Linked DNA regions of Homo sapiens: region 1 is linked to region 2. The links are chromatin contacts, found by Hi-C or POLR2A ChIA-PET in ENCODE. All regions are on one chromosome and are shown on one strand. Each heading gives the region's core, a stretch centred on a gene start or an enhancer-like site at or near the end of the contact. The rest is flanking DNA. Distances are from core to core; before and after follow the strand shown.

Region 1 (5,841 bases), core at 627-3,126, 5.4 Mb after region 2:
GAGAGAATGAGATGGGGAAAGTGAGAGAAGTGTGGGGGAGAAAGGGAGGGAGAGAGCCAAGAAGAGCGAGGGAGAAAAACGAAGAGGGTTAGCCGGACGTGGTGGCTGGCGCCTGCAGTCCCAGCTACTCTCCTCGGGAGGCTGAGGCAAGGGAATTACTTGAACCCGGGCGGCGGAGGTTGGCAGCGAGCCAACATCATGCCACTGCACTCCAGCCTGGGCCACAGAGTGAGACTCTGTCTCTAAAAAAAAGAAGAAGAGGAGGAGGAGGAGGAGGAGGGGAGGGGAGGGGAAGAGGGAGAAGGGTTGCTATAGGGAATGGTCAGAACTAAGCAAGTTACTTAGTATTTCTTTGTAACTCAATGTTATGTTTATTGTCTAGCACTCTCATTACACTTTGAGCCTCACAAGGATTCGAAACATGCCTATTTTATTCACCACTCTATATACAGAGCCTTGCACAATCTTTGGCACATAGTGAATACTTGATAAATATTTATTGAATGAATTATGATGAGGAGGAGAGCGGAACCAAAAAAATAAAGATTCCGAGAATTCAAGATAGGTGACTGGGAGAATATAAAAGTTTGGAAGTGCGGAGGAAATAATGAGTTTAAATTTTGGACGTACAAGTTTGAGAAGCCTATAGTGCAGTCACGTTCATGTTTAGCAAAATTATTATGTGTAATTGGAGCTCAGATAAGGGGTGGGGGCTTGGGATAGGTTGTTGAGATTCATTAGCATACGAGTAGCAATTTAGATCACCCTGAAGAAGGGAGGCTTTAAAAGGGGGGATGCACCGGAAGTGACGCCAGTCAGAGGTTAACGGAAAACGGAAGCTGGCTGGCTGAGAAGAAGCTTCCGTTAGTCCTACCTTGAAGAGAAAAGAGCCAGATAAAGAGAAAGATTAAAAGTATGAGAAAATACAGAAGCCACTGGTCTCAGGGAGACAGAGAAGGATACCAAAGAAGAAGTAACTATTATGAGGGGCCACACACCAGCCACTCAAGGTAAAACTACGACATCTAATTAATTTGCCATTTAAATCAGAAGTCATTGGCGGCTTTGGGATGAGAGGTTTTTAAGGGGTGTTGGGGAGCAAAGCCACATTGCCATGACAGTTATATTGCTTGAGTTTGAATCTCAACTAGTTTGTGACCGTAGGCAGATTTTACAGTCTTAGCTGTAAAATGAAGATGATAAAATAATAGCAATTACCTCAGCATTGTTATAATAAGTGAATATATGTAAAACTGATTAGAAAAGCACCTTACATATAGTCAGCACTCGACATTTTAGTTATTGTTAGAATACCTTGCAGAATAAATAGCCCTTAAAAGATGGTGAATAGCACTGTAAACTTAATTTTTGTTGGTGTCCGTGAGACATTTTAAAATGCCAGAATGGAGAAACCAGATGAACTTTTCCTGTTCAATGTGGCTGGGTTAAAATGAAATAGTAATTTTAGGCATACTGCCAAAACGTAGTAATTCAGTGAGGATGATCCTTCCAGAACGTTCCAGAATGCTAAATTGTTCACTAGTCACGCACGCCTTTCCCCAAGCTCTGCCCACTTATCCTATAGGCTACGGAATAGTAGGTCTCCTCGCATTTCTAATTGGTCTTCAGAGGGCTTTGGCTCCGCCTCCTGGGGCAAAAAAGTCCCTGTAATTGAACACTTTCATTTTTGCTTGTCCCCAGGCTTGTCGTTAGAAAAGTAGGGGACTTTCCTGTTGAGTATCATGTTTACAAAAGCAAAGTGGCTTTTAAATTTTAAACTAAGTATCAAACAAGTAGATAAGGTGGATGGGAGGGATCTTCAGGAACTGAAGGGAAGTGGAACTTAAGGTTGGAACATCGGTGTGCTTTTAACGACGGACCGAGCTACTTCCGGGAGAGAATGGGAGGGTGGAAAATTTTGTGCGTTTGGCGGGTTTCGCTCTCTTCATAAGTATTGATCATTCCGCAGCCCTGCGGACCGGACACGTGAGGAGGTAGTGACGCCGACACTGCCAGAACACACTGCTACAAGGTCCCAGATGGCCACGTCTCTGGTGAGTGCCTGGGCCGTGGCAGGACGGCTGGGCGCCGGACTCCAGTGGCTGAGAGGAGGGATTCCGGGGCGGTCTGGCTGCTGCTCACGTGGATAGGTGACGAATCACGTCCCGGCTCTCTGCACTGCGGGGCGGGGCCCACGCTTTGCTGCCCGCCCTGCCGGCCCCACCCCCAGCCTGGTTAGCAGTCGCTTTCTGATCCCGGAAAGGACCCTGAGCTGGGAAATAGCGAGAGGCGGGGATGTTGGGGTTTGTTGTTTATGGCTTGCAGTTTCTTTCTCTCGATTATCTTCCTCTCTAAAAATCACTTTCAGTCACCTGACAAAGAAACTGGCGATTCATTGTTCTTAATTTAGTAATAGACTGGGCCCCGTACATGAATGAGAAGGAAGGTATTCCTTAATTCTCCGGCACGAACGCCAACAGCGTTGCTTTCTTCGGTGTCACAGTTCTTAGGCAAACAGCAGTGAATATTTACGCAATGTGGGAAAGTTTCCTAAGTGGAGCTGCCGGTTTTTCAAGTAGTTGAACTACTTTCGTGTGTGTGTGTGTGTGTGTGTGTGTGTGTTTCCCATTCATCAACTTTGGAGTTTGGCTCTAACACCTCACTTGAAAACAGAAAACAATTTCCTAGCTTATTCAGTGGCAGTTTTTGCCGCTCTCTCTCCTTTTCTAAGGTTCAGGTGGTGTCATTTTCATTGCCGTGAATGTTTGTAAAATATTGAAAGTCTAAAGTGCTTAGTTGCCAAGAAAAGATTATAAATTTATATGTGGAGACTGAAAAAGACTCAGATTCATTGAGAAGATTATGTCCTAAAGACATGCACTTAAAATTAGTGAAAAATTTTAAAATTGCAAACTTCAGAGTCCGGCCTTTAAAATGTCTGAATTTATATGAAAGAATGTGGACTGTATATAGAGCTACATAGTGGTTGAAATAAATCATCAGCTTCTGTCAGTGGTTTTGTGTTTGTGAGGGGTTGAAAAGGTTGGTAATCTATACTTCTGGAATTTTTCTTGTAGGATTTTAAAACTTATGTAGATCAGGCATGTAGAGCTGCTGAGGAGTTTGTCAATATTTACTATGAGACAATGGATAAAAGAAGACGGGTGAGTGTTATAGACTCTACTACTCTTTATAGACTACTACTCTTTATTAAATACCAGGTTGTGTCTGGAGCCAGCGTTTCATCTGACTTGCATAAGTGGTAACTGTGGATTTACTCTTTAAAAGCAAATTGCTCAGGGAAGGATTGGTATGGCATTAGTGGGAACATGGGCTCTGGAATCATATCCCAGGTTTACTTTTACCTAGTTCTTTGACCTGGAGCAAGTTGCCATTTTCCCTTAACCTCATTTTATTTTCAGGTTGGTAAGTATGAATTAATTAAAATACCGCACTTAACATTAGGCCCAGCATATTTTCTTAAATATGTTTCCTTTTCTTAGTTCCATCAATTAACCAATATGGTTAAGGTATTATTAGTGCTAATGAAGGGGTGGGTCATTACGGGGAATATTTCCTGATTCGCCCCTTTTATTTCATATATTTATAGATAATTTCTGATCATGGCTCAAAAGTATAGCTTACACCCACAAAAAGTATGCATGTAGCATGGATAATATTAAGTCCTCAACAGACCGAGATTTCATCAGCTTTTTCATTGCAACTTATCCCTGCACCATATCTTTTACGTAATTATGTCAGTATGTGGTCAAGTGAGTCTTGCCTAGGTCTCTTACCAGCATAGAACTGTGCTTTGGAGAACTACTTCTGTCCTGCAGCTGCAAAAGTTAATACCCTATCTCTAAAAACCTATTTTTTATATAAAACCCATTTATTAAGCATAGGATTTTATATATATATATACTTTAAGTTCTGGGATACATGTGCAGAATGTGCAGGTTTGTTACATAGGTATACACGTGCCAAGGTGGTTTGCTGCACCCATCAACCCGTCATCTACATTAGGTATTTCTCCTAATGCTATCCCTCCTCTAGCCCCCCACCCCCTGACAGGCCCAGGTGTGTGATGTTCCCTTCCCTGTGTCCATGTGTTCTCATTATTCAACTCCTACTTATGAGTGAAAACATAACTGTGTTTGGTTTTCTGTCCCTGTGTTAGTTTGCTGAGAATGATGGTTTCCAACTTCATCCATGTCCCTGCAAAGAACAGGAACTCATCCTTTTTTATGGCTGCATAGTATTCCATGGTGTATATGTGCCACATTTTCTTTATCCAGTCTAACATTGATGGGCATTTGGGTTGGTTCCAAGTCTTTGCTATTGTGAATAGTGCCACAATAAACATATGTGTGCATGTGTCTTTATAGTAGAATCATTTATAATACTTTGGGTATATACCCAGTAATGGGATTGCTGGGTCAAATGGTATTTCTGGTTCTAGTTCCTTGAAAAATGGCCACACTGTCTTCTATAATGGTTGAACTAATTTACATTCCCACCCACAGTGTAAAAGCATTCCTATTTCTCCACATCCTCTCCAGCATCTGTTGTTTCCTGACTTTTTAATGATTGCCATTCTGACTGGCGTGAGATGGTATCTCATTGTGGTTTTGATTTGCACTTCTCTAATGACCAGTGATGATGAGGATTTTTTCATATGTTTGCTGGCCACTTCTTCTTTTGAGAAGTGTCTGTTCATATCCTTTGCCCACTTTTTGATGGGGTTGTTTTTTCTTGTAAATTTGTTTAAGTTCCTGTAGATTTGGAAATTAATAGATTGCAAAAATTTTTTCCCATTCTGTAGGCTGCCTGTTCACTCTGATGATAGTTTCTTTTGCTGTGCAGAAGCTGTTTAGTTTAATTAGATCCCATTTGTCAATTTTGGTTTTTATTGCCATTGCTTTTGGTGTTTTAGTCATGAACTCTTTGCCCATGCCTGTGTCCTGAATGATATTGCCTAGGTTTATGGTTTTGGGTGTTACGTTTAAGTGTTTAATCCATCTTGAGTTAATTTTTGTATAAAGTGTAAGGAAGGGGTCCAGTTTCAGTTTTCTGCATATGACTAGCCAGTTTTCCCAGCACCATTTATTAAATAGGGAATCCTTTCCCCATTGCTTGTTTTTGTCAGGTGAAAACCAATTTTTTAAGGCAAAAGATAAAAGAAGTTTCTTGTACTGATATTTGATGTCAGGGAAAAGGGTTGTGACAATGGATGTTTATTGTGCCTTGCCTTGAATGTGTATTGTACCTTACTGCTTTCAAAAAATAAAGTAGAAAAAAAAAGACAACATTGTTTATTACCAGTGTCAATATATGTGTTGACCTTTTTTTTTATTTTTATTTATTTATTTTTTTTTGAGATGGTGTCTCACTCTGTCACCCAGGTTGGAGTGCAGTGGCGCGATCTTGGCTAACTGCAACCTCTGCCTCCCGGGTTCAAGCGATTCTCCTGCCTCAGCCTCCCAAGTAGCTGGGATTACAGGCAACTGCCACCACGCCCGGCTAATTTTTGTAGTTTTAGTAGAGATGGGGTTTCACCATCTTGACCAGGCTGGTCTTGAACTCCTTACCTCATGATCCACCCGCCTCAGCCTCCCAAAGTGCTGGTATTATAGGCGTGAGCCACCATGCCTGCCTGGCCTTTTAACCCAAGTTACATTATAGAATTAAGCTAATAGTGTGTCTTGTGACCCCAGAGTTTTAACTGTGGAATTTCTGCCTCATTTGGGCCTTAACTTATTTGACTTATCGAAGTCTCTGCTTTAGCAAGTACTCATGATTCTTTTGAACTAAGTACACTAATAGAGTAGTACTATAGCC
Region 2 (5,344 bases), core at 2,404-4,903:
CTGTATATCAGGTTTCTATATATGCTCCATTATAATCTTCTGGGACTACCATAATATATGTGGTCCATCGTTGACCAAAATGCCACTATGCAGTGAATAACTGTATTTCTTCTAAAGGGAGAGTTTTATTGGTGGGGGTGGAACTACCTACCAATTCTGACTTCTTATACTAATCTTTGTCTGTCAATTAGCTTGTCACATTGTCTTTTTAATTTTTAACCTCAAACATAATTTATTACCAGAAATTAGGAACACTTCATTTTTCGTTGTTGATACAGTGGAGGTGTGAACTCCACTGTAAACAACTACTTGAATATATAAAAATCAGCAAGGGATTTGAATAGAAAACTGCTACTTTGTGTTTTTAAACAATTTATGGTATAAGTCACTGTGACAAGTACAATGGAGAAAAACAATTTGCTTTGTTTAGTTCAGGAAGATGACCTTTGCTCGACCATCCAAAACATACAAACAACAAAAACACATCCATTTTATTAAAGACTTAAATATATGACCTGAGACCATAACACTACAAGAAGAAAACCTAGGGAAGAAACTACAGGACACTGGTCTGGGCAATGAATTTTGGGGTTTGACCCCAAAAGCTCAAATAACAAAAGCAAAACTAGACAAATGGAATTACATCGAACTAAAATGTTTCCGCACAGCAAAGAAAACAATTAACAGAGGGGAGAGACAGCCTACAGATTGGGAGAAAATATTTGCAAGCCCTACTTCTAATAAGGTGTTAATGTCCAAAATATATAAGGGACTCAAATGACTAAGTAGCAAAAAGACAACCTGATTAACAAATGGACAAAGGACCCGAATAGACATTTCTCAAATGAAGACACACAAATGGCCAACAGGCATAAGAAAAAATGCTCAACATCACTAATCGCTAGGGACATGCAAATTAAAATCACAATGATATATTATCTCACACCTTCCAGAATGGCTATTATCAAAAAGGTGAAAGATAACAGGCCAGGATATGGAGAAAAGGCAACCCTATACATTGTTGGTGGGAATATAAATTAGTACAGCCATTATGGAAAACTGTATGGAGGTTCCTCAAAAAACTAAAAATAGAATTACTATATGATCCAGCAATCCCACTTCTGGGTATATATCCAAAGAATTTGAAATCAGTATGTCGAAGAGATATCTGTACTCTTATGTTCATTGCAGGATTTATCACAATAGCCAAGTTATGGGATCAACCTAAGTGTCCATCAGTGGATGAACAGATAAAGCAAATGTGCTATACATACACAATGAAATATTATTCAGTCTTCAAAAATCAGGAAAATCTGTCCATTGATGAGCCTGGAGAACATTATGCTAAGTGAAATAAGCCAGGCACAGAAAGACAAATACTTCATGTTCTCACTTGTATGTGGAATCTAAAACAATGGAACCCACAAACACAGAGAATAGAATGGTGGTGATATTTCAAAATTTCATATTCCAAAAGAGCTAAGAGTACATTTCAAATGTTAGCACCACAAAAAAACTATTAAATTCCATGTTGAGTCATTTTTGTGTAAAAAAAGATAAAATTTTAGGTGATGAATATGTTATTTACCTTGATTTAATCATTCTACATTGTATATATATAAAATACCACTTTGAACTCTATAAATGTATACAATTTGTAAATATACAATAAAATTATACAAATATAAAAATAAAAAGATTTTCTAAGCAGTGTCAAATAAGTCCATTTTATTTCATATCTACTGTGTCTGAATTCAGACATGCCTGACGTTTAGGAGTGTGCCTAGCCTTCCCTAGGGGAGATATTCTTTTTTTTTTTTTGAGACAGAGTCTCACTCTGTTGCCCAGGCTGGAGTGCAGTGGCGCAATCTTGGCTCACTGCAACCTCTGCCTCCCGGGTTCTAAGAGATTCCAGGAGATATTCTTTCCAATTTATTGTCAGCTCCGTTTAGACCTATAGTTCTCCAAGTATGGCCCCATGTCCAGGAGTATCAGCATCTCCTGGGAACTAGTTAGAAATGTAAATTCGGGGGTCCACTCCTGACCAACTGTAGGGGCAACTCTGTGGATGGGACCTAGCAATCTTGGTTTTAAGAAACGCTCCATCTGATTCTGATTCACAGGAAAGTTTGAGAGCCACTGACTTAGACTGCTATACTGTTGTTTCTCTGGTAAACAAAGAGGCTTCTTTTCTTGTTCAGAGAAATATTGCTTAGGATTTCTGGTGGGTGCACAATTCCCTGCTGTGAACCGAGTTTGCTGGAAAACCAAGTAACTAGCACCTCCATCGTAGTCCTACCCAGAGCTTGCAGGCTTTGCACTCACGTAAGACTGATTCTTCCAGAGGCGCCTGGAAGTCCCATTGTGATGGGCAAATGCTCTTACCAGAAATAAACTAGTTGTGGGGACCGGGCGCGGTGGCTCATGCCTGTAATACCAGCACTTTGGGAGGCCGAGGCAGGCGGATCACTTGAGGTCAGGAGTTCGAGGCCAACCTGGCCAACATGGTAAAACCCCGTCTCTACTAAAAATATAAAAATATAAAAATTAGCCGGGAGTGGTGGTGGGTGCCTCTAATCCCAGCAACCCGGGAGGCTGAGGCAGGAGAATCACTTGAACCCGGCAGACGGAGGTTGCAGTGAGCGGAGATCACGCCACTGCATTCCAGCCTGGGCGACAGAAGTAGAGAGACTCCTTATCAAAAAAAAAAAAAAGAAAGAAAGAAAGAAAAAAAAAAAGAAATACACTAATTTTGGGCCTTAAATGCTACTCAGTTCTCCAGTTCACCTCAACAGGGAGGGAAGGTGCTTGGAGGAAAATTGCACTTCGTTTTTGCCCTGCTTATTTTGTCTTCAAAATATATGTTAAATCACCGCATCAAAGAGCCGTCCCAGATCTCAACTCCCAGATGAGTTCGGTGGCACCCAATAGATTTTCATAACACAGGATCTATCTCTGTCTCCTTGTATTGTAATAGCCTGTCTCCAAATGCAGATAGCAACCGGCAGGCTGTAAATGTCGAGGAAAAAGCCTAATTCCTTTCCTCATCCGGAGCCTCTAGTGCAGTACCCAGCACAGAGCAGGTACTTGGTATTTTGGTAAGGGAAATCAATCAACGCATCAATAGCAGAATCTGAAACCAGGGACCTAGATCTTTCCAATAAAATCATCCTGCTGAGATGTGACTCAGATGTACTGGTGCCCAGCAGACAACACGTTTTCGCCCTGATTTTATCCTCCATTCATCCGTCCGCCCCCTCCCCCATAGACCCCGCCTGTCCCCAGCTAAAAATAATGAGGGGATTCACACATCTCAGTGTCAACACACACAACACAGTTGACACGCCCCTTAATCCTACAGCTACGCCATCAATTCTCGCCGCCGGGTCCGTCCGCTTGTCAGTTTCCCCTACTCCTCATCCCCTCGCAACTTCTGATCCCCTATCACTTCCGTTCCCGTTTGCCTGCTAGGCTGGAAGCAGGATGTGTCTACGCCCTCAGCCCATAAGAAGTGCTACAAACCTCCGCCTCGCTCGCTGTCATGGCGGCGACCGACGGCCCCTTTCCTGTGGCCTCAGAAAGCAGCGACAGTCGCAGTCACCGGACCTTCGCCCATCCGCCGCCCTCACTTAAGCGACGCACAACGGAGCTCCCACAATCCTCTTTGCTTCCGCTCTCTTTATTTCCGCCTCCCCCGCCCCCGCCTCGACATTAACCGTTTCGCGACTACGTCAGTTGGCCGGTCTGTTTGGGAGAGCCAGGCGACTAATCTGGTATAGAGACCGAAAAACACAGGTAAAAAGACCTAAAAGACTTAGTCATCTATTGGAACATTTCCCCAGTTTGTTTGTAAGTTGGCTTGCAAGCTTATCAGTCATTCTCAAACAGGAGCTTAACTTACTTAGGTGAACAGTTCATGATGACGCCTTTAAGCTGCTAGACCAACCCAAACTCCGAATTTGCAGTTTCTGACCTTTCACCTTGAACCTGTGCCCTTTCTACCCTCTATTCTCCATCTCCTTTTGGTTCTTGTCTGACTCTTTAGCTGCATATGTAAAGAGCACAGACTTTGAAACCTGAGCTCCCGCGTTCGAATCCCCACTGTACCACTATCTAAACATGGCATCTTGGGCAAGTGATTCAAGCATGCTATTCCTTGGCTTTTTCATCTGTAGAATTGGTATAATAATAGTACTTACCTCCAGAGTTGCAGTAAAAATATTAAAATTTCACATGTGAGGAGCACCTAGAACATTGCCTATCATGAAGTTAAGCAGTATATTGAAATATAAATTATAATGATTGAATTTGATCTCACCTAAGACCTCTGGCTAATAAATAATAAATGATAATAATCATTTCACCTGGGATAGAGGGGATTGCCCTGTTCTCTCCAGGCTGAGGCTGTAATACCTGATTCTAGGGACTGCTGATATGGAAATTACTACCACTCTGGCTGGAGTCAGAAGAGTATATTAAAGAGTCTCTTTGTACTGTCCTAAAATAAGCAAAATCCAACGTTTGCAGTTCTATGGACCACGCACTATGATAAGTGCTTTAAACCCATTTTGTTGTTATTGCTTCATCCTCACAATAGCCCTTTGCTGGTTCTTAAGTGTATTACCCTTTCCTGTCCTCTTTGTCTGCTTAAAGCAGCTAAGAAAACTCAGATTAGTCAGATTGCATATAAATCAATAACTTGCCCACGGTCACAGAGCTAATAACAAATAGAGCCAAGACTTAAACTCAGATACATTCAGATGTGTCTTGGTATTTCTCAAATATCACTGAGAAAAAGGCCACCATAAATTCTTTTCAAGTGCTCTCTCTCCCCCAACTCCCCACCCCAAGAATTGCCTGAATGCCCATACAGAAAGACTAGGTTCTCTTCAGAAGCAGAAGGGCAGAACCCACTAAGGCAAAGATCTCTCCCTTGAAGGCTGGCAGCCAAGGAGGTGACTATAGTAGGAATTGGCATAACCAGCTCACTCATTGCCCTCCACTGTGCCACACAGGCCCCATTACTTCCTATAGTACTGAAGACCACTGGGGATAAAGGTACAGGGCCTTCACCTCATCCCACCGTTCTGTAAAGCTTGGATATTAGCAAAGATCTTGCTTATTTTAGGACAGTACAATGAGACTCTTTAATATACTCATCTGACTCCACCCAGAGTGGTAGTAGTAATTTCCATATCAGCAGTCCCTAGAGTCAGGAATTACTGCCTCAGCCTGGAGAGAACAAACCAATCCCCTCTGTCCCAGGTTAAAACAAAACAGGAATTCCCTCTGTTCCTTCAGAATGTACGGTACCCAGGATGTTGTTATTCTTGCTCCACACCTA

What was found. Hi-C counts contacts between places; a loop is a spot of excess contacts on that map. ChIA-PET counts read pairs that join two places held with the same protein, here RNA polymerase II (POLR2A). Pooled maps may share reads with other maps.
Region 1: a map of naive thymus-derived CD4-positive, alpha-beta T cell shows a loop between it and region 2 (27-fold over the local background). The contact joins the promoter of NXT2 here to the promoter of SLC25A53 in region 2. A Hi-C loop is called at or near these places in 1 of 168 maps with a recorded cell type or tissue (naive thymus-derived CD4-positive, alpha-beta T cell) and 9 of 50 pooled maps. POLR2A ChIA-PET finds 5 or more read pairs at or near these places in 1 of 52 experiments (T-cell).

The regions. Positions count from the first base shown.
Region 1 is chrX:109,534,968-109,540,808 of GRCh38, forward strand. NXT2 (nuclear transport factor 2 like export factor 2) reads left to right here and starts at 1,877. Exons shown (of 4, transcript NM_001242617.2): 1 at 1,877-2,054; 2 at 3,078-3,164. The coding sequence starts at 2,040. RefSeq lists enhancers at 1,858-2,057, 2,348-2,407 and a silencer at 2,188-2,237.
Region 2 is chrX:104,153,356-104,158,699 of GRCh38, forward strand. It overlaps SLC25A53 (solute carrier family 25 member 53), which reads right to left and starts at 3,654. Exons shown (of 2, transcript NM_001012755.5): 1 at 3,523-3,654. It also overlaps a transcript of FAM199X not described here. RefSeq lists an enhancer at 3,428-3,727.